Linked DNA regions of Homo sapiens: region 2 is linked to region 1. Evidence: read pairs that join two places in POLR2A ChIA-PET (ENCODE). Cell type or tissue: B cell. All regions are shown on one strand. Each heading gives the region's core, and the rest is flanking DNA. Links, peaks and the distances in the headings are about the cores only. Region 1 overlaps ZNF609 (zinc finger protein 609). Region 2 overlaps OAZ2 (ornithine decarboxylase antizyme 2).

Evidence for each region. ChIA-PET counts read pairs that join two places held together with the same protein. Peaks named below come from ENCODE experiments on the same cell type or tissue, not always from the same donor. Only the 100,000 strongest peaks of a DNase experiment are listed, where the experiment ranks them.
Region 2: POLR2A ChIA-PET joins it to region 1 with 10 read pairs; 6 of 35 experiments call an interaction of 5 or more read pairs at or near these places.

The regions. Positions count from the first base shown.
Region 1 is chr15:64,611,641-64,627,483 of GRCh38, forward strand. It overlaps ZNF609 (zinc finger protein 609), which reads left to right. Exons shown (of 10, transcript NM_015042.2): 3 at 11,187-11,412. LOC101930091 (a long non-coding RNA gene) reads right to left here. Exons shown (of 5, transcript XR_007064678.1): 3 at 14,621-14,725. Among named protein-coding and RNA genes, the nearest start is that of OAZ2, 84 kb to the right of the region's middle. RefSeq lists enhancers at 5,987-6,579, 11,009-11,088. In B cell, for the core only: no CTCF peak of the experiment used is centred there; no DNase peak of the experiment used is centred there.
Region 2 is chr15:64,685,081-64,700,361 of GRCh38, forward strand. OAZ2 (ornithine decarboxylase antizyme 2) reads right to left here. Exons shown (of 5, transcript NM_002537.3): 2 at 6,354-6,511; 3 at 5,294-5,469; 4 at 4,004-4,089; 5 at 2,494-3,754. The coding sequence ends at 3,624. ZNF609 (zinc finger protein 609) reads left to right here. Exons shown (of 10, transcript NM_015042.2): 10 at 1-988. Among named protein-coding and RNA genes, the nearest start is that of OAZ2, 11 kb to the right of the region's middle. RefSeq lists enhancers at 462-963, 14,484-15,281. In B cell, for the core only: a CTCF peak has its summit at 5,704; a DNase peak (open chromatin) is centred at 10,601; H3K4me3 peaks cover 591 bases; H3K27ac peaks cover 4,137 bases.

The sequences.
Region 1 (15,843 bases), core at 1-8,000:
GTAGTCTTCAAATTATATGTTCAAAAGCAAAAACAAACAAAAATCAAAAGAGAAAGAAACAAAATTTAATGTTCACTGTACTTGAATTTTCTTTTCTTTTTTTTTTTTTGAGATGGAGTCTTTTGCTTTGTTGCCCAGGCTGGAGTGCAGTGGCGCAATCTTGGCTCACTGCAACCTCTGCCTCCCGGGTTCAAGCAATTCTCTGCCTCAGCCTCCCGAGTAGCTGAGATTACAGGCTCCCGCCACCATGCCCGGCTAATTTTTTTTTGTATTTTTTGTAGAGATGGGGTTTCACTATGTTGGCCAGGCTGGTCTTGAACTCCTCACCTCATGATCCGCCCACCTCAGCCTCCCAAAGTGCTGGGATTACAGGCATGAGCCACCGTGCCCAGCCTGTACTTGCATTTTCTAGTGCACAATAGAACAGCCTTCACTGCTGACCTTGAGTAGGTACTGATTGGTTAAAATTAAGTACTACATTAAGTCTTCTGTGAATAATAGAATATATAGCTTCTTTTTTTTTTTGAGACGGAATTCCCCTCTGTCCCCCAGGCTGGAGTGCAGTGGCGCGACCTCGGCTCACTGCAAGCTCCGCCTCCCAGGTTCACGCCATTCTCCTGCCTCAGCCTCCCGAGTAGCTGGGACTACAGGTGCCCGCCACCACGCCCGGTTAATTTTTTTTGTATTTTTAGTGGAGATGGGGTTTCACTGAGTTAGCCAGGATGGTCTTGATCTCCTGACCTTGTGATCCACCCACCTCAGCCTCCCAAAGTGCTGGGATTACAGGCGTGAGCCACTGTGCCCGGCCTATATATAGCTTCTTAGAACTGTTTGAAGACTGGTTATGTTGCCAGCTACTCTGTCTTTTTATCTTTTTCCTCCTTGCCTCCTGCTATAAGATATTTTGGAAATTAACCAGATTTATAATCAAATTCTTTTTCAGGGCAGCCTAAGTGAAATCTGGAAGCTCAGCAGTCCAGGAGCCTCTTTTTTTTTTTTTTTTTTTAATTTATTTTTGTTTATTTATTTATTTACTTTTCCAAAGGCAGGGGAGAGGCAGGGTCCAAGTGTAGTTACTGTTTGAAAAGGACCTGCCGGGCGTGGTGGCTCATGCCTGTAATCCCAGTACTTTGGGAGGCCAAGGCCAGCGGTTCACTTGAGGTCAGGAGTTTGAGACCAGCCTGGCCAACATGGTGAAACTCTGTCTCTACTAAAAATACAAAAATTAGCCAGGTGTGGTGGCATGCGTCTGTAATCCCAGCTACCCAGGAGGCTGAGGCAGGAGAATCACTTGAACCCAGGAAGTGGAGGTTGCAGTGAGCCGAGATCACGCCACTGCACTCCAGCCTGGGCAACAGAGTGAGACTCTGTCTAAAACACAGAAAAGAAAAGGACCTGAGGCCAGGCATGGTGGGTCACACCTGTAATCCCAGCACTTTGGGAGGCTGAGGTGGTGGATTGCTTGAGCCCAGGACTTCAAGACCAGCCTGGGAAACATGGCAAAACCTTGTCTCTACAAAAAATACAACAGTTAACCAGTCATGGTGGCGTGCACCTGTAGTCCCAGCTACTTGAGAGGCTGAGGTGGGAGGATTGCTTGAGCCTGAGAGGTCAAGGCTGCAGTGAGCCATAATCACATGAGCCTGGAAGACAGTGAGACCCTGTCTCAGAAAAAAAACGAAGAAGAAGAAGAAAGAAAAGGACCCGAATTTCCTCCACTTATAGTTAAATGTTGTGTTGTTTTGGGATTTACTCAGGGTATTCTGTTGCATTCTGACAAGAGCTTTGTGGGAAGGAGGCATTCAGATTTCTCCTTCCATCCTTAATTATCCCATGATGTCTACCTGCTAGCCTCTCATGACAAGGAATTGCTGATTTTTCAGAATAAGCAAAAATCATCCTTGTTTAAACTTATTTATTTATTTTTTGAGATGGAGTCTTGCACTGTCGCACAGGCTGGAGTGCAGTGGTGTGATCTCAGCTCACTGCAGCCGCCGCCTGCCGGGTTCAAGGGATTCTCCTGCCTCAGCCTCCCGAGTAGCTGGGACTACAGGGATGTGCCACCATGCCCGGCTAATTTTTTGTATTTTTAGTAGAGACAAGGTTTCACCATGTTGGCCAGGCTGGTCTAACTCCTGACCTCGTGATCCTCCCACCTTGGCCTCCCAAAGTGCTGGGATTACAGGCGTGAGCCACTCCGCCTGGCCTAAACTTGTTTATTGAATGGAATTTTGTCTCAAAATTCCAGTCAACAGAAAGTGGTTCAAATAATTGAAGATTTTTTTTTTTCTGATTTTTGTTTTGAGACAGTCTTGCTCTATCACCCAGGCTGGAGTGCAATGGTGCAATCTCAGCTCACTGCAACCTCTGCCTCCCAGGTTCAAGCGATTCTTGTGCCTCCCAAGTAGCTGGCATTAAAGGCACCCACCACCACGCCTGACTAATTTTTTTTGTATTTTTAGTAGAGACGGGGTTTCACCATGTTGGCCGGGCTACTCTCGAACTCCTGGCCTCAAGTGATCTGCCCACCTTGGACTCCCAAAGTGCTGGGATTACAGGTGTGAGCCATGTGCCCAGCCTTTTTTCTGTATTTCTTTTTTTTTTTTTTGAGACGGAGTCTTGCTCTGTCGCCCAGGCTGGAGTGCAGTGGCGCGATCTTGGCTCACTGCAAGCTCCGCCTCCCAGGTTCACGCCATTGCCCTGCCTCAGCCTCTGACTAGCTGGGAATACAGGCGACTGCCACAATGCCCGGCTATTTTTTTTATTTTTATTTTTAGTAGAGATGGGGTTTCACCGTGTTAGCCAGGATGGTCTTGATCTCCTGACCTTGTGATCGCCTGCCTCGGCCTCCCAAAGTGCTGGCATTACAGGCGTGAGCCACCGCGCCTGGCCTTTTCTGTATTTCAAGAGACAAAAATAAATAACTTAATAAATAGATAAATGGGGTTTTATTTGCCATTCTTTTAAATAACCCACAATAAGAATTTGGTGAGCAAATTAAGTTTTATATAATACCTTGGTGGATTATTTATATGTTTATCCATGAATCAGTGAGTATTCATTTTAATCCCTCTGCCCTGTATACCTATATTACTATTAACATTACTGATGTTGAGTCACTGTAAAATCTTGAAGCACTTTTTGGATTATTGGTAAAGATAACATCTCGCTTTTTTTTTTTTTTTTTTTTTTTTTTTAGGCAGAGTCTTGTTCTGTCACCCAGGTTGGAGTGCAGGGGCACAATCTCGACTCACTGCAACCTCTGCCTCCCGGGTTCAAGGGATTCCCCTGCCTCAGCCTCCTGAGTAGCTGGGATTGCAGGCACCCGCCACCACACCCGGCTAATTTTTGTATTTTCAATAGTGACGGGGTTTCACCCTGTTGGCCAGGCTCGTCTCAAACTCCTGACCTCGTGATCTGCCTGCCTTGGCCTCCCAAAGTGCTGGGATTACAGGCGTGAGCCACCAGGCCTGGCCTGTTTTGTTTTGTTTTGTTTTGTTTTGAAGACAGTATCTCATTCTATTGCCCAGGCTAGAGTGCAGTGGTAGTACCTTGGCTCACTGCAGCCTCAACCTTCTGGTTGCAATCCTCCCATCCTCTCAAGCAGTTCTTTCATCTCAGCCTCCTGAGCAGCTAGGACTACAGGTACACACCACCATGCCTGGCTAGTTTTTGAATTTTTTGTAGAGACAAGATCTCTCTATGTTGCCCAGGCTGGTCTGAAACTCCTGAGCTCAAGTGAACCTCTGTCCTTGGCCTCCCAAAGTGCTGGGATTACAGGTGTGAGCTACTGCCTCTGTCTTGATAACGTCTTATCAACATAATGTTTAGTGTATTTGATGACATCCTTTTTTTTTTTTTTTGAGATGGAGATTCACTCTTGTTGCCCAGGCTGTAGTGCAATAGCACGATCTCGGCTCACTACAACTTCTGCCTCCTGGGTTCAAGCGATTCTCCTGCCTCAGCCTCCTGAGTAGCTGGGATTATGGGCATGCACCACCATGCCTGGCTAATTTTTGTACTTATAGTAGAGACGGGGTTTTGCCGTGTTGGTCAGGCTGGTCTTGAACTCGTGACATCAGGTGATCCACCTGCCTCGGCCTCTTAAAGTGCTGGGATTATAGGCGTGAGCCACTGTGCCCAGCTAGTGACATCTTACTTTCTACACAATCTTATCTGATAATTCTGAATAAATCTGAACATTCATGTACCAACATCCCCAACTACCTTTTTATTTTTGGATAAAACAAAGTTTCTTAGAACTACTGCTGTTATCAGTAGAACTAACTTCCTTCTTGCGTTTTTGTCTGTGAAGGTGAAGATACAAGACTCATTGTGAAGGGGAAAAGGCAAGGTCTATCTCAAATATCTCTTCAATGAATTTCTTTTTTTTTCAGATAGGGTCTCTCATTTTGGTGCTCAGGCTGAAGCGCAGTGGTGCAGTCATAGCTGCTGCCTCATCCTCCTGCCTCAGTCTCCCAAGTAGCTGGGACTATAGGGATGTGCCACCATGCCCAGCTCATTTTTATTTTTTGTAAATATAGACTTTTGCCATGTTGCCCAGGCTGGTCTAGAACTCCTCAGCTCAAGCAATCCTCCCGCCTTGGCCTCCCAGAGTGCTGGGATTACAGGTATAAACCATCACATTTGGCCTTCAGTGTATTTTCTACCTGTAAAGTTATGTTGCAGCCATGAAGATTTTTGTCCATCAGTGCCTCTCATCTGTGAGAGGCAGTTGAAGTAGGTATATAGTTATAATTACTCTTTGTGGGGAGATGAATGACTCTGGCCTTTCTCTATTCTCTCAAGTCCCCATTTCTGTGTCATCTGCCTACCAACATTGAGATCCTTATATATGTTATTAAACTGATATCTTTTTTTTTTTTTTTTTTTTTTTGAGATGGAGTCTCACTCTGTCGCCCAGGCTGGAGTGCAGTGGCGTGATCTCGGCTCACTGCAAGCTCCACCTCCCAGGTTCACGCCATTCTCCTGCCTCAGCTTCCTGAGTAGCTGGGACTACAGGCGCCCGCCACCACACCCGGCTAATTTTTTGTATTTCTAGTAGAGACGGGGTTTCACCGTGTTAGCCAGGATGGTCTCGATCTCCTGACCTTGTGATCCACCCGCCTCAGCCTCCCAAAGTGCTGGGATTACAGGTGTGAGCCACCATGCTTTTTTTTTTTTTTTTTTTTTTTTTGCACTCTGTCGCCCAGGATGGAGTACAATTGTGCAATCTCAGCTCACTGCAACCTCCACCTCCCGGGTTCAGGTGATTCTCATGCCTCAGTCTCCCAAGTAGCTGGGATTACAGGTGCACACCACCATGCCCGGCTAATTTTTTATTTTTAGTAGAGATGGGGTTTCACCATGTTGGCCAGGCTGGTCTTGAACTCCTGGCCTCAGGTGATCCACCTGCCTCAGCCTCCCAAAGTGCTGGGATTACAGGCGTGAGCCACTGCGTCCGGCCTTAAACTGCTATGTAAAGGTAAATTGAGAAGTATCATTTTAGGATGGGCAACGTAGGGAGACTTTGTCTCTACAAAGTTTTTGTTTTTGTTTTTTTTGGAGACAAAATTTCACTGTATTGCCCAGGCTAGTCTCAAACTCCTGGACTCAAACAGTCCTCCCATTTCAGCCTCCCAAAGTGCTAGGATCACAGGCATCAGCCACCATTCCCGGCCAAAAAATTAAAAAAAAAAAAAAATTAGCCTAGCATGGTGGTGCACGTGTAGTCCCAGCTACTTGGGAGGCTGAGGTGGGAGGATTGCTTGAGCCAGAGAGGTTGAGGCTGCAGTGAACCATGATCACCCCCTGCACTCCAGCCTGGACGACAGAGCGAGACCCTGTCTCAAAGAAAAGAGAATTATCGCCAGGCATGTCTGTAATCCCAGCACTTTGGGATGCTGTGGCGGTTGGATCACCTGAGGTCAGGAGTTCGAGACCAGCCTGGCCAACATGACAAAACCCAGTCTCTACTAAAAATAGAAAAATTAGCCAGGCATGGTGGTGGGAGCCTGTAATCCCAGCTACTTGGGAGGCTGAGGTAGGAGAATCGCCTGAATCTGGAAGGCAGAGGTTGTAGTGAGCTGAGATCACGCCATTGCACTCCAGCCTGGGCAACAAGAGTGAAACTCCATCTCAAAAAACAAACAAACAAACAAAAAGTATTAAAAGATAAAGGACATAAAGTGTTGGGAAACTCCAGAGATCTCCTCTTTAAATTCTCTATAAGTCTCTTTTCAAGCTTTTGTTTTGTTGTTTACCTCCCTAGTAAGCTAAGCCCTAGGAGCCATGATGGCACTTCTTAGCATTTCAAAGACTGAGAATTAGCTTAACTTTTGTTGGTGTAGTTATTAAGGCATCTAATGACCTTAACTTTTTAATATTCCTATACCTTATTTTCCCTCTTGGCCCCAATTTCCTGACAATCCCTGCTCTTATATTTTAGGTATATGAAAAGATGGCAAAATGAGTCCTTTTCTGATTTTTTTTTCTCCTTTTTTGAGACAGGGTCTTGCTCTGTTGCACAGGCTAGAGTACAGTGGCACGATCACAGCTCACTGCAGCCTTCACCCCCGGGACAAAACTTTCCTCCTGAAATGGGAAAAGTTCCCTTGTCCCCCTCACAGGGCGTGCAATGGGAGTGTGGCTCACTTCTTCACTGCCCTGCTGCTCAGACCTGTAGGGTAACATACAGAGGGGCAGGCTATGGGGCTCCAACCCCGGCAGTGTCTAGGGGTGAATGCTTACATCTGAAGCCCCAGTGGGTGTGTGTTACAGGGTGCTCTTTTAGTTTAGCTGTCCTTAGGCGGCTTGTGTTAGCTCAATTAGACCCCTGCCTTATCACAAGAACAGAGGGCTTTCTGTATCCCAAGGTTCTTGTCTTGGTGTACTGGAAGAATTGGATCAAATGTGGGCTTGGAGAATGAGTGTAAGGTTTTATTGAGTGAAAGTAATGCTCAGCAGATTGGGGAGCCAGAAGGGAGATGGTTTTCCCCTGGAGTTCAGCTACTCAGCGGCCCAGGCTCTTCTCCAAATGCCCCAGCCAAACTCTGCTTCGTTCCACGGCCTGCTGGCATTTGTCATGTGCTCTTCCGCCACGTGTGCTCTTCTGCCGGCATGCTCCTCTCAACGCCCTCTCGAGGTCCAGCCGCTGTGTCTTCTTCTGCCAATGTGTTCCTCTAGAAGTCCAGCCGCTTGTGTGTCTGCCTGCTAGGGTCTGGGGAGTTTTTATAGGCACAGGGAGGGGCTGTGGCAGGCCAGGGTGGTCTTGGGAAATCCAACATTTGGGCGGGAAAACAAAAATGCCTATCTACCTAGGTCCGTGGACACAGGCCCCTGATGGAGCCCTAGCCAGGGACCATGCCCTCCTCTACCCAGCACTTCCCTTACCCCCTTCTGTATCATTTAAAGGGACCACGTTCTCTACCCAGCACACCCGTGTCACTCCTACCTCAGCGTCCCAAGTAGCTAGGACTGCAGGTGTGTGCCAACACACCCAGCTAGTTGTTTTTGTTTTTGTTTTTGTTTTTAATTTTTTGTAAAGACAGGGTCTCACAATGTTGCCCTGGCTGGTCTCAAACTCCTGGACTCAAGCACTCCTCCTGCCTTGGCCTCCCAAAGTGCTGGGACTACAGGCTTGAGCCATTGCACCCAGCCCCCTTTTTCTGATTGTTATCTTCTCCTGGAAAGTGATAAATGAAGCTATCTTTGTTTCAGTGAATAATAGAATATGAAATCCTGTAAAGCCACATAGGTTATTAGATGAATATCACAGAGCTTATTATGCACTATGGCTTAATGTTAGATTATAGATGTGACCAAATGGTAATTAACAGAGCTGGAGCTGTAATTAAATACTATTATGCTGCTCTGTGATCTCTCCTTAGATTTCTGTTGCAAAGTAAATGGAAAATGAATAGTTCAAACCCATAGGTGGATTTCGTCGCTTCTCCCCATCCCTGAACATCTCTTTTAATTAACTAAGTAATTAAATAAAGTCATCTTCATACAACAGAGATGCCAAACTCTGCCTAGTAACTCTAATCAGTAAGGGTAGTTTGATGCATACTTGTTAATGAGTTCCTCATGTGTATGAGTCTGTTCTGTTATTCTTAGTGATCAGTTCAGCTGAAGTTTCTTCTCTTCACTTATTGTATAGCAGGGTATAATTTGGCAGACTGCTTGAATGCAACAGTGATGTTTCCAACCTACATTTTAGGTGTTGTTTTCTGGATTTCTTGGTGCAAAACTGGGGACTTCATTTTATCTAGAATGTATTAGCATATGTTTCTCCTAGCCTGCCAGGAGCACTGAATAACCTAGCAGGAAATTAAACTACTTCCAGAAAAGAGCTGTCCTCAGTGGCTGAGAGAAAGTGTATAGGTGTCTCCCTGGGGTAAACTTCCTTCTGTGCCTAGGGTTGCTGCCTGAGCTGTGGAACAGGTTGGCAATAGGACATGTGCAAGCAAGGCAATCAGAAAGTTCACAGGGGTGACCTGGAAGGTTTAGGCCAATGTCTGTGTCCAGTAGGACCTTGCAGGAATTTCTCTTGTGAGTAGAAGAAAGTATAAAAAAGGGAACAAACCCTAAGCAAAAGAAGTACACATATAGGCTGTGAAACTGCTTCTGTCACAGTTCTTCCCCAAGAGAAAGAATAGATAAACAGAGGTGAGGCCAAGAGTAAAGATGATCTGTATATTCTGTCTCTAACTTTCCCTCTCTAGTGACTCTCAAGAGTTTGTTCCAGCACTGCAGAGGAGTGAGTAGGGAGGATCCAGTTTACTTTTTCTGTGTTGTTTTTTACCTTCACTTCTGTGCATGGAAATTTTAAAGATCTTTCCAGGATCTACCACATCCCAAGAAGGTTGGGAAATTAAATTATAAATGCCCAGTTTTCAAGAGAGCAAATATGCCTTTTGGCATTTATCATAAATGTAGATGATTCATTATACAGGCTTCTACTTCCATTTCATTTCATGAAAAAGGTGGAGTTGGGGAAGTACAAGGGGTGTGTGTGTGAGACAAGCAGACAAGGATGTTTTGGCAGCTCTTCAGGGACCAGAATTAATCAGAATCAGTGTATGAACATTCTGTGGACTCACAATGATGATCTACAAATAGTGATGACTTTCTAAGCCAAGAAGTCAGAGCCAACTGTGGAGAATGGATCCGGAACCCAGACCTCAGCCTATAGGCTAGTTTTCAAGGCCAGGAAGGTGTTTGTCTCTGTGTGTGTTGTGGGAGGGAAATGGATTATAGATAGAGTGATAGTCATGTAGTAAATTATTCCAGAATCAGAGTTTTGTTGCAGAGCTATTTAGAAGCTTGGCTTACGGATACATGTATGATCTTCTCTGAATGTCTCTATTAAAGGACTAGACTAAGAAGTCTATTAAAGGACCTAGACTAAGAAGTCCTCACAAAGGACTCTCTATTAAAGGACCTAGACTAAGAATTCCTCACAAAGGGAAGAGTCCCAAGGATTGGGAAAGTCCCAATCTTTGACTCTCATTTTCTAGGTCTGCTGATTAGTATCATACTTAATCTTCGGAGGAAATAAGCCAGTGTGTGCATTGAGTGTCTTTGCATATGCAAGACGTTATGCTCATTCAGGATTGGGGCATCAATCACTCGAGCATAATAGACTTTGTCAGCCTCATAAATTCTGGGATTTAAAGAGTTAAAGGATCACTGCCCACTTCATTTCATTCTTTTTTTTTTTTTTGAGATAGGATTTCACTCTGTCACCCAGACTGGAGTACAGTGGTGCAATCATAGCTCACTGTAGCCTCAACCTCCTGGGCTCAAGTGGTCCTCCCACCTCCGCTTCTGGAGTAGCTGAGAATACAGGCATATGCCACCACACACAGATACCTTTTTTATTTTTGTTTTTTATAGAGGTGGGGTCTTGCTATGTTACCCAGGCTAGTCTTGAACTCTTGGCTACACGTGATCTTCCTCCATAGGCCTCCCAAAACATTAGGACTACAGGCATGAGCCATTGCACCTGACCCATCACAACTTTTATGTTGTCTCTAGATGGGTTGCATTCTTCTTGGAACCTAACTAATTACATTCTTGTGAGAGGTTCTAGTTTCTGGTTTTGGAAGCAAATTGCTTCTTTCTTTTTTTTTTTTTTTTGAGACGATCTCAGCTCACTGCAACCTCTGCCTCCCAGGTTCAAGCGATTCTGCTGCCTCAGCCTCCTGGATAGCTGGGATTACAGGCGCCCACCACTACGCCCGGCTAATTTTTGTATTTTTAGTAGAGATGGGGTTTCACCATGTTAGTCAGGCTGGTCTCGAACTCCTGACCTCAGGTGATCTGCCCACCTCGGCCTCCCAAAGTGCTGGGATTACAAGTGTGAGCCACCGTGCCTAGCCATGTTTGACTATTTCTATCTATGTGTACATAATCAACAACATCTTCAGACTGCTGTTGATTGGCTTCTGGGTGGCAACAGCACCTCCTGTTTCTTATAGATAAATTTGATGTTAGAATTATATTCCAAGATGCCATTCTCATTAAACAACCACTGTTACATGTTACAGTTTCTAAGGGTTAGAAATTCCCACCAGGTTAATCCCAGCCCTGCTATAACTTTATTCCTTCTAGCCAAAGATGTATTAAAGCACCTAGGATCATTAGGAATCATGGCATTCCTAGGATTTGGCTATTTCTTCCTCTCTTTATCCCCACCCAAATTCATGGATTTTATGCCAGACTAATGTACTGTTTGCTGAATGATAGATTGGTAGGAAGCATAGTGGTGGTAGCAAAACATACCTCAGATGCTGGGCCTTGTCTTTCTCATCAGTCTGTGTGCTCTGTTACTATTGAAATCTGGCCCTGATTCTCTTTCATTAGAGACTTTTTAATGAGATGAGGAAAAAATAGAACTTTTTAAAAAACATTTTAGCCAAGTGCAGTTTATGAGGAAGATCATTAAGAAGATCATTATACGCTCATTAATAAGAGTTTCTCTTAGCACAGGATGTTCTCATCTAAACCACTAGATTTGTAGTGGTATCATAAGCCAGAACTTGAAAGGAAGAACCAAAGTCTTATTTATAGCCGTCTGCACTCTGGCAGGAATAGATATAGGACTAGATTAAATACAGAAAAGGTATTTCCTCTAAATGTTCTCCCTGCAACTCAGCTACTACTTTTTCTTCCCTCCACAGATGGAGTCCCCTGTTTCCACACCAGCAGTGCTGCCAATACACCTTTTGGTGCCAGTGGTCAACAATGACATCTCATCTCCCTGTGAGCAGATCATGGTTCGTACCCGATCAGTTGGGGTCAACACATGTGATGTGGCTCTGGCCACAGAGCCTGAGTGCTTGGGCCCCTGTGAACCTGGAACTAGCGTCAACCTTGAAGGCATCGTGTGGCAGGAAACAGAAGATGGTAAGTGTGATATGTGGCTTTCCCCTCCCTTCTCAACCTGCTTCTGCAGGGGAGCCACCAGGGACTTATTGTTGTAAATATTACCAAGTGGTTATTAGAGTCTCAAGTGTCCACAGTCTGCGGGAGATACCCACACAGAGGATTTTAGCAGACTTAGCAAAATTTCCCAGCTTCTAGAGATTCTTCCCTTCATAGTATTCAACAGTGTTGATCCTGGTACTTATGATATGCAGTCATGTGATAGGTATTGGCCAGGTAATTCAAACTGTATCTGTACTCTCCATATTTTATATGGGAGAGTTAGATTATAAATTAAATTTGAGGTCAGGCCTGAAGAGAAAAATTAATAAAAGGGCAGCTGAGGGAGTCAAGAGGATGGAGAATAGTCACTCTTAAATTCACTTAATGTTGGCTCATTGCATATGCAGCTCTTGCCTTTTTTAACACCTATAGGTACAGCCAGTTCACTCTTCCCACTGATTGCCTCATTGCCCAGCCACCCACACCGCTTCATGTATCTGTCACTTGGTACAGATTTTATAGGAAATGTTTAGATGGTCTTGTTTTCAGGCATCCACTAAGCAGTTGGCTCACTGTAGGTTGCTGTTGCCCAAGGCATCCAGACTTCTTGCATGTTCCACTTGCCCCTGAGAACGGAATCTATTCTGTTTTGAAAATTTATGAACCTGAAAAAATGGAAGGAAGTGTAAAGAGACTTAATGGGGTATTTCAGATCTTTTGGTAACATCTGGTGGCAATTTGATTTTTGCATATTCTTTTTCTGAAGAATCCAAATCCTTGTCAGAGTATATGTGGTTAGAGAGTCTGGGCCTCAGTCCCATCATGTCTCTGCATCAGTAAACAGACTTTCAAACTGTCCTCACTCTGAGGAGTTTAGAGGCCCAGAGGAGCACAGCTAATCATCTCTGATTATCACAGAGCTATTTTGTCAGTCTGCCCCTAGAAATTCAGGCATTTCATTCTGGTCATTCTAATAAAATCTGTTCCCCTGAATATTTTGTTGTCATTCAGTATTTATTTAAAGTTTACCGTGCAATAGGTGCTGATGTGTTACAGGTTAAGAACTCTGTATTCTTGTCTGTGTCATCATTAGGAATGTAATACATCTTCAGCTTTCAGAATAACGTCGCTAATGAGGTTTTATTGTGTGCCTGAGTGGTAGAAGCTGATGCAGAGAAGGTAGAGAGAGAGTTTAACTCTAGAGGTTGACTCTGGATATGTGTATACAATATACAATCTGAAAATCACAAAGTGGCTATCTGATTTTTAAAATGTCATCTGCTTATGGACAAATGTCTGAACAGTCACAGAGTCTGTTGGAATGACAGACATATCCGGACCATATCTCTGTGCCACCAAGCAACCTTCAAGGCCTCTTACCTCAGTATATTGAAGATAGAATAAATCGATTTCCTGCCTGTTTGTTCTGCTTGCCTTTATGATGGTGACTCTTTTCCAAGAACAAGATGCTTTTTTTATGTGAACCTAACAAAAACTTTGAGAGAGTGAGGCTAATGCTTTCACTCTCCTGAGGACAATGAATACCTTTTTATCTGAGGATCCCTTCCTGCCAGGGCAAAATTAACACATAATTTTTTTTTATTTTTTGTAAATCGTTTGCACTGGAAGACTCTCTGTCAGGTTGTCACAGGCAGCCTATTATTACCAAGTTCCCCTGTTACGTACACTTTTTTTTTTTTTTTTGAGATGGAGTCTCACCCTGTCACCCAGGCTGGAGTACAGTGGTGCGATCTTGGCTCACTGCAACCTCTGCCTCCCAGGTTCAAGCGATTCTTCTCTCTCAGCCTCCTGAGTAGTGGGGACTACAGGCACATACCACCACGCCTGGTCCATTTTTGTATTTTTAGTAGAGATGGGGTTTCACCGTGCTGGCCACGCTGGTCTTGAACTCCTGACCTTGTGATCCACCTGCCTCAACCTCCCAAAGTGCTGGGATTACAGGTGTGAGCTACCACACCCAGCCCAGTTTGTACTCTTAAGGTACTCTATACTTTATTTCATAGCACACATCACAGTTTGCAACTTTGTTTATCATTTTTATGATTTTTCTATTAATGTGTATCTTTTCTACTGTGTTAGAAGTTCTGAGATCAGGCAGTCTGTTTTGCTCATCATTGTATCCAAGGTACTTAACATAGGTGGCATCTGACACCTATAGTAGTAGACTGTCAAAAATACTTGTTTGAGGCCAGGCGTGGTTTATCACCTGAGGTCAGGAGTTCAAGACCAGCCTGGCCCACATAGTGAAACCCTATCTCTACTAAAAATACAAAAAAAAAGCTGGGTATGGTGGCGTGTACCTGTAATCCCAGCTACTTGGGAGGCTGAGGCAGGATAATCACTTGAACCCCGGAGGTGGAGGTTGCAGTGAGCCGAGATCGCACCATTGCACTCTGGCCCAGGCAACAGAGCAAGGCTGTCTCAAAAAAAAGAAAAATATATTTGTTTGAATGAAGGAATGCTTGCATCTATGTCATTGTCATTTCTGGATCTATCTTAATATATATCTAGAGGAGCCGGGTGCGGTGGCTCAAGCCTGTAATCCCAGCACTTTAGGAGGCCGAGGCGGGCGGATCACGAGGTCAGGAGATGGAGACCATCCTGGCTAACATGGTGAAACCCTGTCTCTACTAAAAATACAAAAATTAGCCGGGTGTAGTGGTGGGCGCCTGTAGTCCCAGCTACTCGGGAGGCTGAGGCAGGAGAATGGCGTGAACCCAGGAGGCGGGCCTTGAAGTGAGCCAAGATTGCACCACTGCACTCCAGCCTGGGTGACAGAGCCAGACTCCATCTCAAAAAAAAAAAAAAAAAAAAAAAAAAATATATATATATATATATATATAGAGAGAGAGAGAGAGAGAGAGAGAGAGAGAGAGGATATTAAAATATTGCTTGAACTTAGGAATGGTGTCGAAGTACTTTCCAAAATTCTAAATCTTCTCTGCAACTCAGAATAAATACTGCTTTCACCAGGTTTGAGATCAGTCTCGTTGTCTAAATCTGTAAGATTTTTAATCCTACTTTTAATACCAGGTTTTCTCCCACTTACTGTATTTCAAGGCTTAGGTCTCTTTCTTTATTTTATTCTCTTTTTCTGAAAGAGAACTGTTCAGCAATAATATACTCATCTTTTCTTTGCTTTCTGGTCACCCCAGAGGGCCTTCACCTGAACTGTCAGTTGGCGAAGGTCTGAATTGGGATCAGAGTTGGTTCACATTCCTTTTCATCTTCAGGTAACAGAGATTTCCTGCAAAGATCATTCTCTGAAGATCTGTAAGATCCAGGATACCGAGTCAGTCCTCAAGTTAATCATAAGAACTACATACAGATACTTTTTAAAAAATTCTTCCAGACTTCTAGGTTTTTTTTTCTGCCTCTCGACATTTTGTACTTCTGTCTGTCTCTTTGTCCAGCAAACTACACTGTCTTCAAACAGAAAAGTCCTTACAGCTCAGAGAGAAGCTGTGAATGCTTGGCCTCTGAGGGGAATGGAGGACACTGAGGTCCCTGTAGAACTGAGCCACCTTGCTGAGAACAGGTATAGGAGTCATGGCCTCAATTATTCCTAGTTTCTTTGCCTACTTGTCCTACAGTGTTACTTCTTTCTTTCCTCTTCTCTCCCTATCACTCCCTTTAAACCTTGGATGCATTTTTAAATTCCTGCAGATTCCATTTCTTTTTAGGCTGTTGATAATTCAGTAAGCACTGCAAAGATCCTACTTGACTAGATTCAACCGTGGGACTGTTAAGAAGACCCAAGTGTAACCTAGAATTTTTTTGTCTGTTTGTTTTTGAGACATTCTCAGCACTATGTAAGGGCTAGTTCCACTGGATTTTGCTTTATCTCACCTCACTTCAAATCAAAATACTGAGTATGTCCGAGGCGGGAGGTACACTTGAGGTCAGGAGTTTGAGACCAGCCTGGCCAACATGGCAAAACCCCGTCTCTACTAAAAATGCAAAAATTAGCCTGTAATCCCAGCTACTTGGGAGGCTGAGGCAGGGGAATCACTTGAACCCAGGAAGTGGAGGTTGCAGTGAGCCGAGAGTGTGCCACTACACTCCAGCCTGGGCGACAGAGAGTGAGACTCCGTCTCAAAAAAAAAACAAAAAAAAACAAAACAAAACTACCAAGTCTATTCTGGGTTCACAAGGCTTAACTCTAATCTAGGATCCTGAAAAAATGTATAAGAAGCCTTAAAGCAGACTATGTACTTTTAGGGACACAAAATTGCATACTGGCTTGTGTGGTATTTTAAAGAAAGGCAAGGCTGACTTTAGGTAAGAGTTCTAGGAGATGCTATAGGTTCTCCTTTTTGGACAGTAGCACTAACCCAAAGGCCAATACCAGTGATGTAGTTTACTTTGGCAAATGTGCTTTATGGAAGA
Region 2 (15,281 bases), core at 4,572-12,571, 78 kb after region 1:
ATTGGCGTTGCTCTGTTGAATTTAATTTCAGTCTTCCTGATTCTTCCCTTCTGTAAAGTGTACATTACCAAGTTCCTTGTTTTTTTATATATATATATAAATATATATATATACAAACTGTACTCTTTTTGCCTTTGTACATTCAGGCAAGAAGAGAAAATAAATCTTTTTAAGAGACAATCACAAATCTGTGAGGGCTGCTGGTTATTTCTCCTGGAGTTTGCTGCTGAGCTGCCTCTTCCTTCCTCCCAATTTTCCTGTTCTCCCTCAGCTCTCCTGATCTTCCTGGCCCTGCTCCATATGCATCCTCAGCTTCACTTTCCCTGGCTGATGGCAAGCTGTTGAATCCAGTGTCCAGACTACCTGCCTTGTAACCCTTTTCTGCCCAGCATTGTTTTCTGGCTTGGCCACTGGCTTAGCCCAGGAGCTTTACTCTGTGCCCTGGCCTCCCCTCTCTTCACCTTTAGATTTCCATTCACCGAAGTGGCTTTGGACCCCTGGGTACTCTGGGACCTGTTTCCTGGAGGCCCTGGCTTGGGACACTCACCTGTGAAACTATGCAGCTGGGAGCTCTCTGCCTAAGAGTTTGCACTATTTAAACCTGCCTGGGAGTTAGGACGGATGGTTTTAGGAATGACCGGAAAACTACCCCTAAAACTCCCCCGACATTCCAGCCTCTAGAATGCTCTGATCCAGAGCTCAGTGGATGATTCCCAGCTGGTGGACTCCTGTGGCTACCCCATCAGAACAAGGGCTAAGGGTTTATGGGTCAAGAGTATTTGATCAGAATTTTAAAGGGTGGTATACTCTGAAACACAGCCCAACCAAACCATTGTTTGGCCGCTTTCTCTTTTCCTCTACCTTCCTCATCCCCACTTTTTTCCCTTTCTCTCTACTTCCTCTTCTTAATTGGCTTTGGAATTGAAATATATTTTTAAATTATTTGTTGTATTTATTGAATAAAGTTTTTAATGTCCCTGTTCTTAAATTTAGACTTAGTTTGCCTTTCACACACCACCCCCACCCCCAAAATATTCTACCTTCTAAGTTGCTTTTTAAACTGTAGTGCAGCCTTTTGGGTACCATATTTCTTTCCTGTCAGTGGTCTTCAATAGCAAAAGTTTTTTTTGAAAAGGGAAATCTTGACTGGGTGATTTTTTTTTGAAGAGGGAAATCTTGACTGGGTTTCCAATTTAGCCTTTGTGACTCTAGCCGTATTGAAGAGGAATCACCAATAGGTGGCAGCAGAATCTCAAGCATGTTTCTTGGGAAAAAGTAAGGGACTGAGTTTTGTCTTGGTTCTTTTTCATCTGTCTTGTCGATTCCTTGTGTTTGTTTAATATCTGCATCCTAAACTGCCAGCTGCCTCTAGGAATTACCTGCCCAGTGGGGGACACTTGATTTCAACGGAATGTCTCTAGTCCCAGACTTGCTCTAATAACATTTGCCAGGCACGGTGGCTCACGCCTGTAATCCCAACACTTGGCGAGGCCGAAGCGTGGGAATCACTTGAGGCCAGGAGTTCGAGACCAGCCCGGGCAACATGGCAAAACCCTGTCTCTACTGAAAATACAAAAAATTAGCTGAGTGTGATGGTGGGCATCTGTAATCCCAGCTACTCAGGAGGCTGAGACAGGATAATCACCTGAACCCAGGAGGCGGAGGTTGCAGTGAGCTGAGATTACACCACTGCACTCCAGCCTGGGCGACAGAGCGAGATTCCATGAAAAAAACAAAAACAAAAAAAAACTTGGGATTCGAGCTCATTACTTTTAATGAATACAAGTTAGAGTCCAAGATAAATGACTTGGCCCACAGTGAAAACACAAGCAGGCTCCATAAAGAGCAATGTGAGAGCCACAGCTTAACAGTAGACAGTTGCAAAAATGTAGGTGGAAGAACATGCCCTTCAATTGGCAAAACAGAAGCAAAAGAAAAAAAGTGCCAGTAAATCCTTGAGAAATTAAAAAAACTGTGGTGAAGAGGATTCCAGCCCCCTTGGTACCACTGAGAGCTTATTCATCAGGCTGTGGTGTGGGGGACTGGAAGCCACACCTTAGGACACTGAGCTCCAAAAGGGGAAAACTAGAACAGGGAAGGTGTGTGCTGCATCCTTCAAAGACCTCAGGAATGGGAATGTCAGGAGCTCCATGCAAAAGCCAAAACCCAGTATCAGGACCCAACCTCCCCAGCCTTTTACAGAAAAGGAAGAGCTAAGAGCAGATTGGATCTTGGGTATAGCCTCTCCTAGATGAAGCTGATATGTACACATCTCTCTCCAGGGGGCTCTGGCAGTAAGTCTCAGACTCCTAGCAACCCCGCATTTCACAGTGTAATATGGCCCCAGAGAGAGACCTCAGCCAGTTTATCTGCCCTCCTACACTGCAGTTTTTTTCCCAAGGAGCACGCACCACACCTCTATTTATTAGGCTCTGGAGTCAAAACAGTTTGGTAGGGAGTTGGTCCTAGTTCAGAAATAAAGAATAGACCAACCACAACTTTAAATCAGTTTATTGACACAGTAACACAACACACTTGCCTCCCTGACATCCCCGTCCCCCTCACCCAATCTAGATCTCTCCCCCTTGCTCTCCCCTTAGAAAAAGCTGTTTAGTGAAAACAGTTAAGGGCAGGCCACTTCTACACTCCCAGCGCTACCCTAGGCCCTGCAGAGCAGAGTCTCAGACACTACTCGGAACCTGGTGGGGAGGCAGCTAGTACTATACTCAGCCAGCCAGAAGTATCCAGTCCCTAAGAACGGATTGCCCCACAATTCCCAGGCCCTGAGTTGCTATATATTCCTCTTCCTTACTGCTGTTTGTGACCCCAAGAAGGAGACCTTGGGGCCTGGGCCTGCAGCCAGGAGCAAGAACTCCTGGCAGTGATTTGAGAATTAATTAGAGTTTGGCTAGTGTTTTAAAGGCCCAGGCATCCCCCAAAAAAGCCCTGGTGGTGGGAGTAAATTTCAATGCCCCTATTTAAAATGTACTGATAACATTAAACAGATTAAGCCAGCTTAACCAAATGCCAGAATAACACTAAGCTGTAAAGAAGGAGGGGTCGGACCTGCTTACTCCAGGCCAGACGCAAATGCACACAGAGAAGCCCAGGTAAGAGTGTCAAAAAACAACTCAAGGACACTGCCCAGGGACTGAAAAGCCTATACTCAGGAGCCCCTGGGGTGACAGGAAGCAAAGAAAGAAAATACACAAGTCTTAATAACCAAAACAGAAAGCCAACAGCAGGGAAACCTGAGCCTGACAGTGCTGCCCACCAGCCCTCCAGGCCATGCCCCTGAACCCAGACAGTCCCTCCCCCTCTAGGCAATGTCCTCCCCTAGGCTAGATAGAACACATCACACAGCGCAGTTTAGAAAGCTTCTAATGCCAGTTCATAAACATCTTCATTTACTATTGGTGATTACATGTGAATAATATGTTTATACTGTTCTTTATGGAAAACAATTTCAACGAGTCAACTCCGAGAACACAATAGGCAACCCTCACCCTGAGCCCCTCAGTGTCCTTCCCTAGACAGCGAGGAGCCCTCTCGTCTGTCCCAGGGCTGCCTAACTTCCCCTCTTCCCCCACTGTGGCTCTTGGGTAAAGCATCCTCTATGACTATTAGTCCTCATCGGACAAGTTCTGGTCCAGGGGATAAACCATGAACATCACATCTGGCCGAGAGGGGACACAGGGATGGCCTGGACGTACAATCTCAAAGCCCAAGAAGCTGAAGGTCTTCAGGAGTGGAGCTGCAGAAGACAGAGTGTAAAAAAGTCTGATGAGAAACACAATGGTAGGCTGAAATCAAAACCCCAAACAAAGATGGAACAAATAAGCACTAGGCTTTTACGAGCCCTTCAGGCACTTGCCCTCCTGCCATGATTTCCCAGGGTTTGAAAGGCAAATTCAAGAGTCCCACCTCATCCTGGAGGTGCTCCCTTCTCTCCCCCAGGCCCCACTGTCTGGGCTGTAAGGCTCAGGCCACTCTGACTCCTCACCTCTGTCTTCTCGGCCCTTCCTGAAGCAGATGAAGACATAGTTCACTTTCATCTTCTCTTCAGCAAACTCTAGCAGTGCTAACAATCTGCAGGAAGCAAAGAGAAGTACTTAGGCCCATCACCACCTTCCTAGACCTCCCTCCCATTCACACCCCACCCCCACCCCTACCAACCCAAAGGCTTTTCTGAGGCCTACAACCAGCAATATAAATACAGAAGCTCTGGGCTGGGCACAGTGGCTCACACCTGTAATCCCAGCACTTTGGGAGGCCGAGGCAGGTGGATCACGAGGTCAGGAGATCAAGACCATCCTGGCTAACACGGTGAAACCCCATCTCTACTAAAAATACAAAAAACTAGCCGGGCGTGGTGGTGGGCGCCTGTAGTCCCAGCTACTCGGGAGGCTGAGGCAGGAGAATGGCATGAACCTGGGAGACGGAGCTTGCAGTGAGCCGAGATCGCACCACTCCACTCCAGCCTGGGCGACAGAGTGAGCCTCCATCTCAAAAAAAAAAAAAATTCAGAAGCTCCAGGAGGAAGATTCCTATGTCAAGACCCCAAGAGCCTTGAATTTTGGAAAAAAAAAAAAAAAAAGCCACAGCGCCTGAGAAAAATGTTACTAACTTTTCTCTTCCTGCAATAGGAGATCTGAAAGTAACACTACCCATCTTAACTAATGCTGTCCACAAGACAGAGTCTGGGGCCTAGAAAGAAAACCCAGTTCTTCAGGTGTCCCACAGATTGCCAAGTCTGATATGATCACCTGCCACTGAGAGGGACACTCTGGGCTCTAACACTGCCTAAAAGGATTTTCTCAAGAGGCTGGGACCACTCAGGAACTCTGTCCTCAGGACATTTCTTACCCATCTTGGCTGCTTGGAGGGTCTTTGCCCAATCCAATGAAATCCCACTTACCTCTGAGCTTCCTGGGTGGGGTGTGAATGGGAGGGAGGTCTAGGAAGGTGGTGATGGGCCTAAGTACTTCTTTTTGCTTCCTAGCCTTTTAAACTACAGTACTGTGTAGCTACAGGGGGATTTAGTGTCAGAGTGAACCATGGGGCGATTAACCGGCAGGCATTTGGTTAATGTGATAACAATCTGCTTTAATTATAACCTAGAGCAGGCCTGTCTTACTGGCTAAAAATAACCTGTTACAAAACGGTATCTGCTTGGGGAGTCTAGAGCTAAGGGAGAAGGCACAGACTCCCCTACAATTCTGTTACCCACAGTAAACATATACTCTTCTCTGGAATGGGACCTCCTTTCCCTCCCCAGCATTTGGCTCTTTACCCTTCTTTGCTCCCATCAGCTAATAATCCATCTGGGATTTCTACAAACAGGCTCTGGCTGGACAGGACTGCATCCCAAGAAGAGACCTTCACCTCGGTGACCTCATACTGGAAGTGGACGATGTGAGGTTTTCCATCATTCACAGGGAGGTCCTGGGTCACAGTGAGCTTCTCGTCCTGGGAAGGAAAGCAGGGCAGAGGACCAGGTCACTACTGCTTCTGGCCATATCATCCACTCCCTAATCTAGGCGATGCTGGGAGTCCCCTTAGGCCAGTGTCAGGGTAGCGTGGGATAGAGGCCATGCTGAAAACGCAGAGCTTCATGATGGCTAAAAGGAGCTGTCACTCACCAGGCACTAAGACCAGTTGATGGTGGTAAAAGCTAGCAAAACAGAAAGGGAAATATTTACCTAAATTGTCCACTAGGTGCCAAGTACAAAGTGCTGTCCCATATATTACCTTTATCATCATGACAAGCACTTGAGATGGTAATTAACAACTCCACTTTAAGTCTGAGAATAATGAAGCAACTGACCCAAGGCTCCAAAGACAGTGAATGGCAGAGATGAGATTCAAACCCAGGTCTCCCTGACTCGAAAGCCCACGCTTTCCCCCAACACCATGTTCTTTTCCTTCCCTGTCAGAAAGGGAAATACCAAAAACAAATGAGGGTATGTATGAGGGTTTGGCTGGAGCCCCAGTCAGCCAAAGTCTGATTCCAAGTGGACTGCAGGGTCCGTGTTATCTCCCTTGGGCACAATCTCAAAAGCCCAGAATTCAGCTGCCTTGCTAACCTTCCATCCCAGTCTTAGTGAGAAGCTAAACTAACTTCTGGGCCTCAATTACAGCAGATTAAAAGGCAACAAATGGTGCTGATATCTCTCCTCTAGTATTCCCAATAAGCCATGCAACAGCCTCAGCTGAAAGAGTCCTTCACAGTCCCCCCACTGGCCTAGGCTAAGAGCCAGAAGACTAAGAAAGTGATTATTCCCCTTGAGCAGCAGCACAGTGGAGTCTGAGAAAGCTCCAACCCCAGCCTTCCATCCCAGGGTCCTCCTTACCTTATATATTAGAGCTGAGAGAGAAGGATCCCTGCCGCCCCCTCGCCCACCGGGGATCTTCGACAGTGGGTGAGGGGCATCAGGAGCACCACAGAGGCCCTGGAACAATGTGCCTGCAGCACTGGAGCTGGGGACAGTTACTCAAAGGCAAAATACTACTGCAAGAGACAGAGAGGGTGAGACAGTAAACACCAAGACTTGACGATTTTTTTTTTTTTTGAGGCGGAGTCTCGCTCTGTCGCCCAGGCTGGAGTGCAGTGGCACGATCTCGGCTCACTGCAACCTCCACCTCCCAAGCTCAAGCGATTCTCCTGTCTCAGCCTCCCGAGCAGCTGGGATTTCAGGTGCACGCCACCATGCCCAGCTAATTTTTCTATTTTTAGTAGAGATGGGGTTTCACCATGTTGGCCAGGCTGGTCTCGAACTCCCGACCTCATGATCCACCCACCTCAGCCTCCCGAAGTGCTAGGACTATAGGCGTGAGCCACTGCGCCCGGCCAAGATGTAAAGATATAACTCAAATCCCACCCCCACCCCATCCTGGCTCTCTCTAAACAAGGGAAGGCTTATGAACGCTCCCAGCTGCCCCAGTCCTGTGGGCTTCAGCTTCCAGAACTACGCTGCTGTCTTAAGGGGAACCCACCGTGTTGCAAAGTCATGGGGAGGAAGTCTCAGGAGGGCCAAGGGACTCCAGCTGGGTTTATTTGACCGGAGGAGCACCTAGCAATCTTCTAACAAATCACTGTGGCACTGGGCAGACCTTGGAAATCACCAGGTCCTGGCTTACCTGCCAAGCCTCAAACCCTGTGCCAGTCTCTTTTCATTTCCCTATGGTGCCTCAACCACCTATGTGGCAGAATCAAAAAGGCCCACAGTTACAGGCTGGAGAGGGGAAGTCATATGGTCTGGGTACCCTGTTCCTGAGGAACTCTCAAGGCTACTTCCCCAGTGATGGCCCCATCCCCCTTCTGAGCAAAGGAACTGGGGTGAGAAACTTTTTTTTTTTTTTTTTTTTTTTGAGACAGAGTTTCACTCGTTTCCCAGGCTGGAGTGCAGTGGTACGCACTTGGCTCACTGCAACCTCTGCCTCCCAGGTTCAAGTGATTCTCCTGCCTCAGCCTCCCAAGTAGCTGGGATTACAGGCATGCGCCACCACGCCTGGCTAATTTTGTATTTTTTAGTAGAGACAGGGTTTCACCATGTTGGTCAGGCTGGTCTGGAACTCCTGACCTCCAGTGATCCGCTGGCCTCAGCCTCCCAAAGTGCTGGGATTACAGGCATGAGCCACCACACCCAGCTGGAGTGAGAAATCATTTAACCAAATCCCTCAATGGTTAAGAATAAAACTAAATCCAGGGATTTGGCTCCCAGAGCAGAGGTACACAATAGTACATAGAATACTGTGATGTCTGATTTGCCCCTGGTATGCACCAAATGCTGGGCCTTCTTGCCCTTCTTTGCTGATCCTTTCGTGACCTGAGCGTGGGAGGTCACATAATAGTGATGTGGTCAGAACACACACTCAGATGTGCTGGGTGCAGGCTATGTGCTGGGAGAGGAGGATACGTGCTATGACCTGAGTAAAGAATCCAATAATCAGACAGATTATAGCAGGTAAAAGGCTCCTAAAAGAGCTGTCACCTTACTGGCCACCTTGATTTTCGGATGGACCCAACAGGGCTGTAGATCTGCTCAACTGTCTTTGAATCCAATTTAGTGGTTCCTTAGACTGAGATGTAGTTCATTCCCTAGGCCAAGGGCAAGTGAAACAGAGAAGGAGGTAAATTGTGTGTGTGTGTACACACCACGACTCAGCAACAGGCCTGTTCCCCAGCCACCACACATCAGCCTCAGAGCAGCTGGAATGCACTGGATACATTTAGCGGGTATTGCAGTGGTGTGCTGGGGCCAGCTCACACAATCGTGCACATCTCTTGCCAAATATGTGTTTAATGATGTCATGTTGGTAGCCTGAATTGGCCAAAGGAGGAGTATTTACACTGCGAAAGTCCCCAAATGCTGTAAGTCAGGGCTTTTTTTTCCCTGAAAGCCATTGTAAAACGGTGTGAGGTAACTATTCTTCACACTGTCCTTTGCTTTATATAGCATGGCATGCCAATTTTGGATTCTTCTAAATGAAGAGCAACAAAACTGAATTCACACCTAACATGGCAATGGTACAGTAACCAAAGGGGCAGTCCTATTAGCAGAACTGTATCTGCACTCCAGCTGAAAATGCAAGTCCAAACCCGTCACTGCTCAGCTCCTAGGGTCTGTTCTCTCAAAGATTTCAACTGGGGGCCTACAAGTATACTTGGAAATTTCTTTGAGAAATGGATTTCCCAGGGAAGTGTCCATGGGTGAGGAGCAGCATCAGTATCTAGGGGTGCACTTTGGGAGGCCGAGGAGGGAGGATCACTTGAGCTCAGGAGTTCAAGACCAGCCTGGCCAACATGGCGAAACCCCACCTCTACTAAAAGTACAAAAATTAGCCGGGCGTGGTGGCAGGTGCCTGTAATGCCAGGTACTCAAAAGCCTGAGGCAGAAGAATTTCTTGAACCCAGGAGGTGGAGGCTGCAGTTAGCCGAGATTGTGCCACTACACTCTAGCCTGGGTGACAGAGCCAGATTCCTCCCCCCCAAAAAAAAAAAAAAAAAATCTAGGGGTGTAACCACATATCTACCTCTTCCCTCCTCTGGAAAACCTCAGGTCATCCTCACCTCCTCCACTCTCGGCCTCATCAACAGCTGTTAACAGAAAAGGCTGAACTGGGCGCAGTGGCTCATGCCTGTAATCCCAACACTTTGGGAGACAGAGACGGGTGGATCACTTGAAGTCAGGAGTTTGAGAGCAGCCTGGCCAATATGGTGAAACCCCATCTCTACTAAAAATACAAAAAAATTAGCCGGGTGTGGTGGTGTGCACCTGTAGACCCACCTACTCAGGAGGCTGATGCAGGAGAATCACTTGAACCTGGGAGGTGGAGGCTGCAGTGAGCCAAGATTGTGCCACTGCACTCCAGCCTGGATGACAGAGCGAAACTTCAGCTCAAAACAAAAACGGCCAGGCGTGGTGGCTCACGCCTGTAATCCCAGCAGTTTGGGAGGCCAAAGTGGATGGATCACCTGAGGTCAGGAGTTTGAGACCAGCTTGGCCAACATGGTGAAACCCCGTCTCTACTGAAAACACAAAAATTAGCCGGGTGTGGTGGAGCGTGCCTGTAGTCCCAACTACTAAGGAGGCCGAAGCAGGAGAATCGCTTGAACCCGGGAGGTGGAGGTTGCAGTGAGCCAAGACCACGCCACTGCACTCCAGCCGGAGCAACAAGAGCAAAACTCTGTCTCAAAAAAACAAAAACAAACAAAAAAACAGAAAGGGCTTAACAGAGGACTATGCTACTGTTTTCAAGGACAGGAGTTATTTTCTGCTGGGGACAATGAGCTATTGTGATTCCCCCTTCCAATGTGTTAAGGGGCAGAATAACAGTGTCCAGACTAGAAAAAATAAGACAAGAGTTTGGTGAGGGGAGTTTCCCCAAGCAAATGCACACACATGCACCACATCATATGATTCCGTTCTCATTCCCCAATGATCACTTCTCTGTGCTGAGGTTCCTGCAGGGGCATAAGGAGGGCTGGACCACGGGAGAAAGCTGGTTTGCTTCTATTGGTCAGTGGAGCTACCCAAAGATGGGGCAAACCCCTCTGGGATAGACAGATTATCATCTTGTATACAGAGAATTAATTAGGTTCACAAAATAACCCTATCAATCACCAAGCCCTTGCAATTCTAGAATTCTGGTGCCAGGCTCCTACTTCCAAAGGAATTATTCCTCAAATGGTCTTTAGATGAGCGAGCTGCATTCAACCTCTGCCCTGCATCCCAACTACCATCTTGATTCTTAGCTAATTTTTACTTGCAAACAGCAGAAGCAATGGGCCAACTCACTGAAAAGACAAGAATAAAGTGAGGATTTTTTTTTAGACCATAATACCCTTTGTCTTCCTAGAAGTAATCCCTGGAGCCTGCCTGCCCTGTGTCCAGCACTAATCTATGAGCTTGTGATATTTCTTTCTTTAAGCTAGTCATATTTAGCAGTGGGGCTTGTGATATTTCTGGTTTCCTGATCTCTCTCCTCTTCAAATAAACGCAAGATATCTACGCCATGGTAACATGTCATTTACTTCCCCATTCTCACATACAAGGATCCTGGAGGCTCTCTGCTCCTCCCCCATAAATCTGCGCAGATAAGCAAGTGTGTGTGTGAGTGGGGGTGGAGGGGTGTTTCAAGCCCCCACTCTGGGAACTAGTTCCAGTTCCCTAAAAGAAACAGCTGGGGTTTGCGATAAGTTTAGTAGACAGTAGATCACAATAATTATCTTCATCGTCCACATAAAGCATCTGTTATTAGTTACTTGCTGTGAATGGCAAATTGCTTCTCTTCCAAAAAACCTGTCATTTCTGAAGTGAGAAAGGAAGGGGGATGGGTACGTATGTGGTAGTTAAAGACATTAAGGGGCATGAAATTACCCAGTAATGGCCTTCTCTTCTGATAATGGCTTTAGTGTTCAAATGGTATTGAAGCTACGCCACCAAGCTCATTAGGAATAATGAATCCTGGAAGAATTTAAGCACAACAGACAGTGACTTCTAAACACAAGTCTTCCTATCATAAGATCCAAACCAGGTTGGGTTTCATATTCAGTTTAGTCTTGTTTCTAACTGGCTCCTATCCCCAGCTTTTTCCAATCCTTCCTCACCTCCTGGTCACACCACTTGAGGGCAGGCATTGTTTAATCTCAACCACCTAAAGGATGATTTAAGAAACAGGCTGGGCATGGTGGCTCATCCCTGTAATCCCAGCACTTTGGGAGGCTGAGGTAGGAGAATTGCTTGAACCAGGGAGGCGGAGGTTGCAGTGAGCTGAGATCGTGCCACTGCACTCCAGCCTGGGTGACAGAGCGAGACTGTCTCAAAAAAAAAAAAAAAGAATCTCAGTCCTTTTCAGAGGCTGAAAAGATCAGGCTGATTAAGGAAAATCAAATGTATCAGACCGAACCCAAACATCCAGCTGGGCTGGTCCTGCTTTGGAAGAGAAAAAAATACATATATCCCATGCCAGAAACTAAGGTGTCAGGTATCCAGCATACAAGGCAATTCGGAAGAGAGATGGAAGATTAGAGCCAATCTGTTAGTGCCTTTTATTTTCTCAGTGATAGGACATGCCCTTGGAAACACTCCTCAGAATACATATGAGTGCTACTAACATATCACATCCTGCTGCCTCTAATTTAAAGTGTCTGTGAAACTGTTGTCTGAAATGCCCTTAGCAGGTTACAATTTCACACACTGACTACAGACAGGCAGCGTATGCAGCAGATGTACAGCTGGGCAATGATGATGGTAAATAAAATTTTTATAATTCAAATGCTATTTCTAAATCTCTAGGGTACTTACTATTTAGAATTAACCTTAAGTCTCTTGATAAAAGTAAAGGATCTTCTGTTAAAGAATCACTTCCAGCCGGGCGCAGTGGCTCACGCCTGTAATCCCAGCACTTTGGAAGGCAGAGGCAGGCAGATCACAAAGTCAGGAGATCAAGACCATCCTGGCCAACATGATGAAACCCCGTCTCTACTAAAAATACAAAAATTAGCTGGGCGTGGTGGTACACGCCCGTAGTCCCAGCTACTTGGGAGGCTGAGGCAGCAGAATCGCTTGAACACGGGAGGCAGAGGTTGCAGTGAGCCAAGACTGCACCACTGCACTCCAGCCTGGCAAAAGAGCGAGACTCTGCCTCAAAAAAAAAAAAAAAAAAATTACTTCCAGCTGTCTTTAGTCAGTTTTGATTTACATACAGTTGGTCCTCTATATCCACAGGTTCCACATTCGTGGATTTGACCAACCATGGATCAAAAATACTCAGGAAAAAAATAAACAACAGCATAATAAAAAAAAGTACAAATAAAAAGAGCACTAAAACTATTTACATAGCATTTACATTGTGTTATGCATTATAAGTAATCTAGAGATAATTTAAAGTATATGGGAAGATATATGTAGGTTATATGTAAATACTACACTATTTTATATAATGGACCCTTGGATTTTGGTAAGGGGAAGGTCCTGAAAGCAATCCCCCACAGATGGCTACCAAAAGAGTACAGAGTACACAGAGAAGAGATTCCATATAAAAGTAATTCTGTGAGTAACTTCCACTTAGCTACATCTAAAAAATACTTGAATTCAAATTCTCCTTAATATACTTCTGATCATGTTTCACTTGAATCAGTAGCCTCCTTCGCTCATTCAATTCTGCACCCTTTCTCTCTGGTTTCTATTACCTGTCAGAGAAAGTCAGATGGCCTTGGTATTAGCTACCTTTTGGTATCAATTGAAGACATGAAAACCACATTCCCAACACAGTTCTACATTCATTTCCCCCTCTCAACCTCTTCTGACCCATTCTTGTCTCAGGCCCTGCCTCATAGAACACCCAAAGGTGCCCTCACTTCCCTCATACAGGTAGCTTTTACTCTGAGACTAGGAATGTCTTTGATGACTAATCCCTACGCAAAAAGATGTGCCATCACTTAGCAAAATAGAAAGTAAGAAAGGTGAGAGGGTGATGACCACCTCCAGTCTAGTGTGGCTGTAGAGGCTGATTTCCAGCTACCGATGCCCCTTCCATCTGAGAAAGGGCCCCTGGGCAGATGCCAGGCAAAAGTCATTTCACTAGGGCTATTCTGCGTTCCACAGGGACTCTTCTTGCTAAGCACAATTATAAAGAAAATGACATCACCACTCTGAATCACAGGCTGAAAGCAAAATTGGGTTTTGGTTGATTCTCCACAAGAAACACAGTTATAGTGATAGCTAGAATATCTGTGCCTTTGGGGTTTGCTTATCACACAGCTGATATTGGTACATATGCCAAAGGAACGCACAATCACATATGCTACCAGAGGTGAGTGGATAGCTAGGTAATCAAGCTTTAATATAAGACTTTACTTTTACATATTAAGTACCTCAATCTAGTTTGCAGAGTAAGGTCATCACACAGTGCCAGCCTCTTCCCAGGACAGAATTACATCATTGTTTATATAGTATCAAAGGACTAAGAAATTTTCTTAAGGTTTATCTTATACAAAGCATTTTACACTACTGCTGCTAACCGGACACTACCTGTTTTGTTCACTTTAAGTGACAAAATTCTTGCCTGCCTACTTGTCCCTTTCTTGTCTATAACTTTTTTTTTTTTTTTTAAGAGATGGGGCATCTCACTATGTTGCCCAGGCTGGTCTTGAACTCCTGGGCTCAAGCAATCGTCTCAGCCTCCCAAAGTGCTGGGATTACAGGTGTGAGCCACCATGCCTGGCCTGGTCTGTAACTTTGGCTTCATAACCTTCTAAATCATGGCACCAACTTGAATCAACACTGCATACTCTTTCAAAAAGGGATGAATTACTCATTTTGTTTTTCTAGAAATGCACATTTGTAACATCCCTCTATCCCACTCCTCAGTCCCCTTTTTTATATTTTTGAGCAGCTCTGAGGCTAAATTTGGATTTCTTGGCAGAGTGAGGAATTGCTATTATTAGCCCACACTGCTTTCTGAAGCATAGCTCTGATTTTGGGGGATTCCTGACTATACTAGGAGAGTCTGTGTCTGTCTCTCTCTCTCTCCTCTTTGACTCTCTCCTCTCTCTCTCCCCTCTCTCCTCTCCCCCAACCCTCCTACCATAGAGTGACCTTGAAGGCACATCATTGGAAAACTGGCTCTCCCTACCACCCCATGCCCAACAAGCCATATTGTCAATAAATAAGGAATAACTGAAACCAGACCCTTTAGGAAGAGACAGAAATTCCATTACCCAGGAAACCACTCAGTGAAGATGCTGATAGTTCTGATATGTTCTTATGCCCTGCCCCCTTCCCCCAAAAAACCACCTGCAGAACCAAATGTTTCTCCTCAAAGCCCATCAGCACAGATTGATAATAATATCACTATCAAGCCAGGGCTAGTGCTTCTCTACATACTGTACTGTCACAGGTACAAAGCAAGCCCTGGACAGATACTGTCTCCCTGCCCCCACAAATCCAGGGAGAAAAAGACCAGGAAGCTTGATTTCCTTGGATTTAAACCTCATGTTCAAAAAGGATAATAAAGGTGCTCGTACTTGTATCTTCTTCCCTCCCCCACCATCAGGAATTCTGACATTTTGGAAGTACCAATCAGAATAACACTGGAAAGGAAGAGCCTTGTTTTCAAAACATAGTGCCAGCTCCTCTGCAACTATTTCTTCCAGGAAACCAAGCCTCCACCTCCTGAGTTTTTCACTGGAGCCAGGGAAGCTGAAAATCCCATCCCCCACCCAATGGGAGCTAAATTCCCAGCCAGCTCCCCACTCTATGGATATGAAACACTCGAGAACACTGACTGGGAAGAACATCCGGCTCTTATCAGAATCCCTAGTTAGGACTCTACCAGGATTCCTTTTAGAAAGTTAGGGGCAGGCCCAAGGAATCTAGGAAACACGCTATGGAAATGGGATTGCCATCACTCAAAGAAACCAGACACCCTGCACACAACACCCCACCCCCAGGCCAAGTGGAGGAGCCTGATCCAAGGCCTAGCTCCTACCCAGGCCCTGGCAGGCCAGTTGGCTCCTCTCTCCACCTGCCTCTCATACAGCCAGGCCCCTCAAATTACCAACACGCTAAGCAAGGGCCCTGGAGACAAGCAAGCCTGTTTTGCCACTTAGGAAGCTGGAAAGAATTTTCGAGTCAAGTTAACCCAACCCCCTCTTCTTTTCACATGTAAGCACACTGGCTCAGCCAGAACTCAGGTCTTTCAACCTCACAGTTGGTGAAGACTCTTACATGTTGGTTCCAAGTTGCTCAACTCTCAGGGCTCAGCCTACAAAA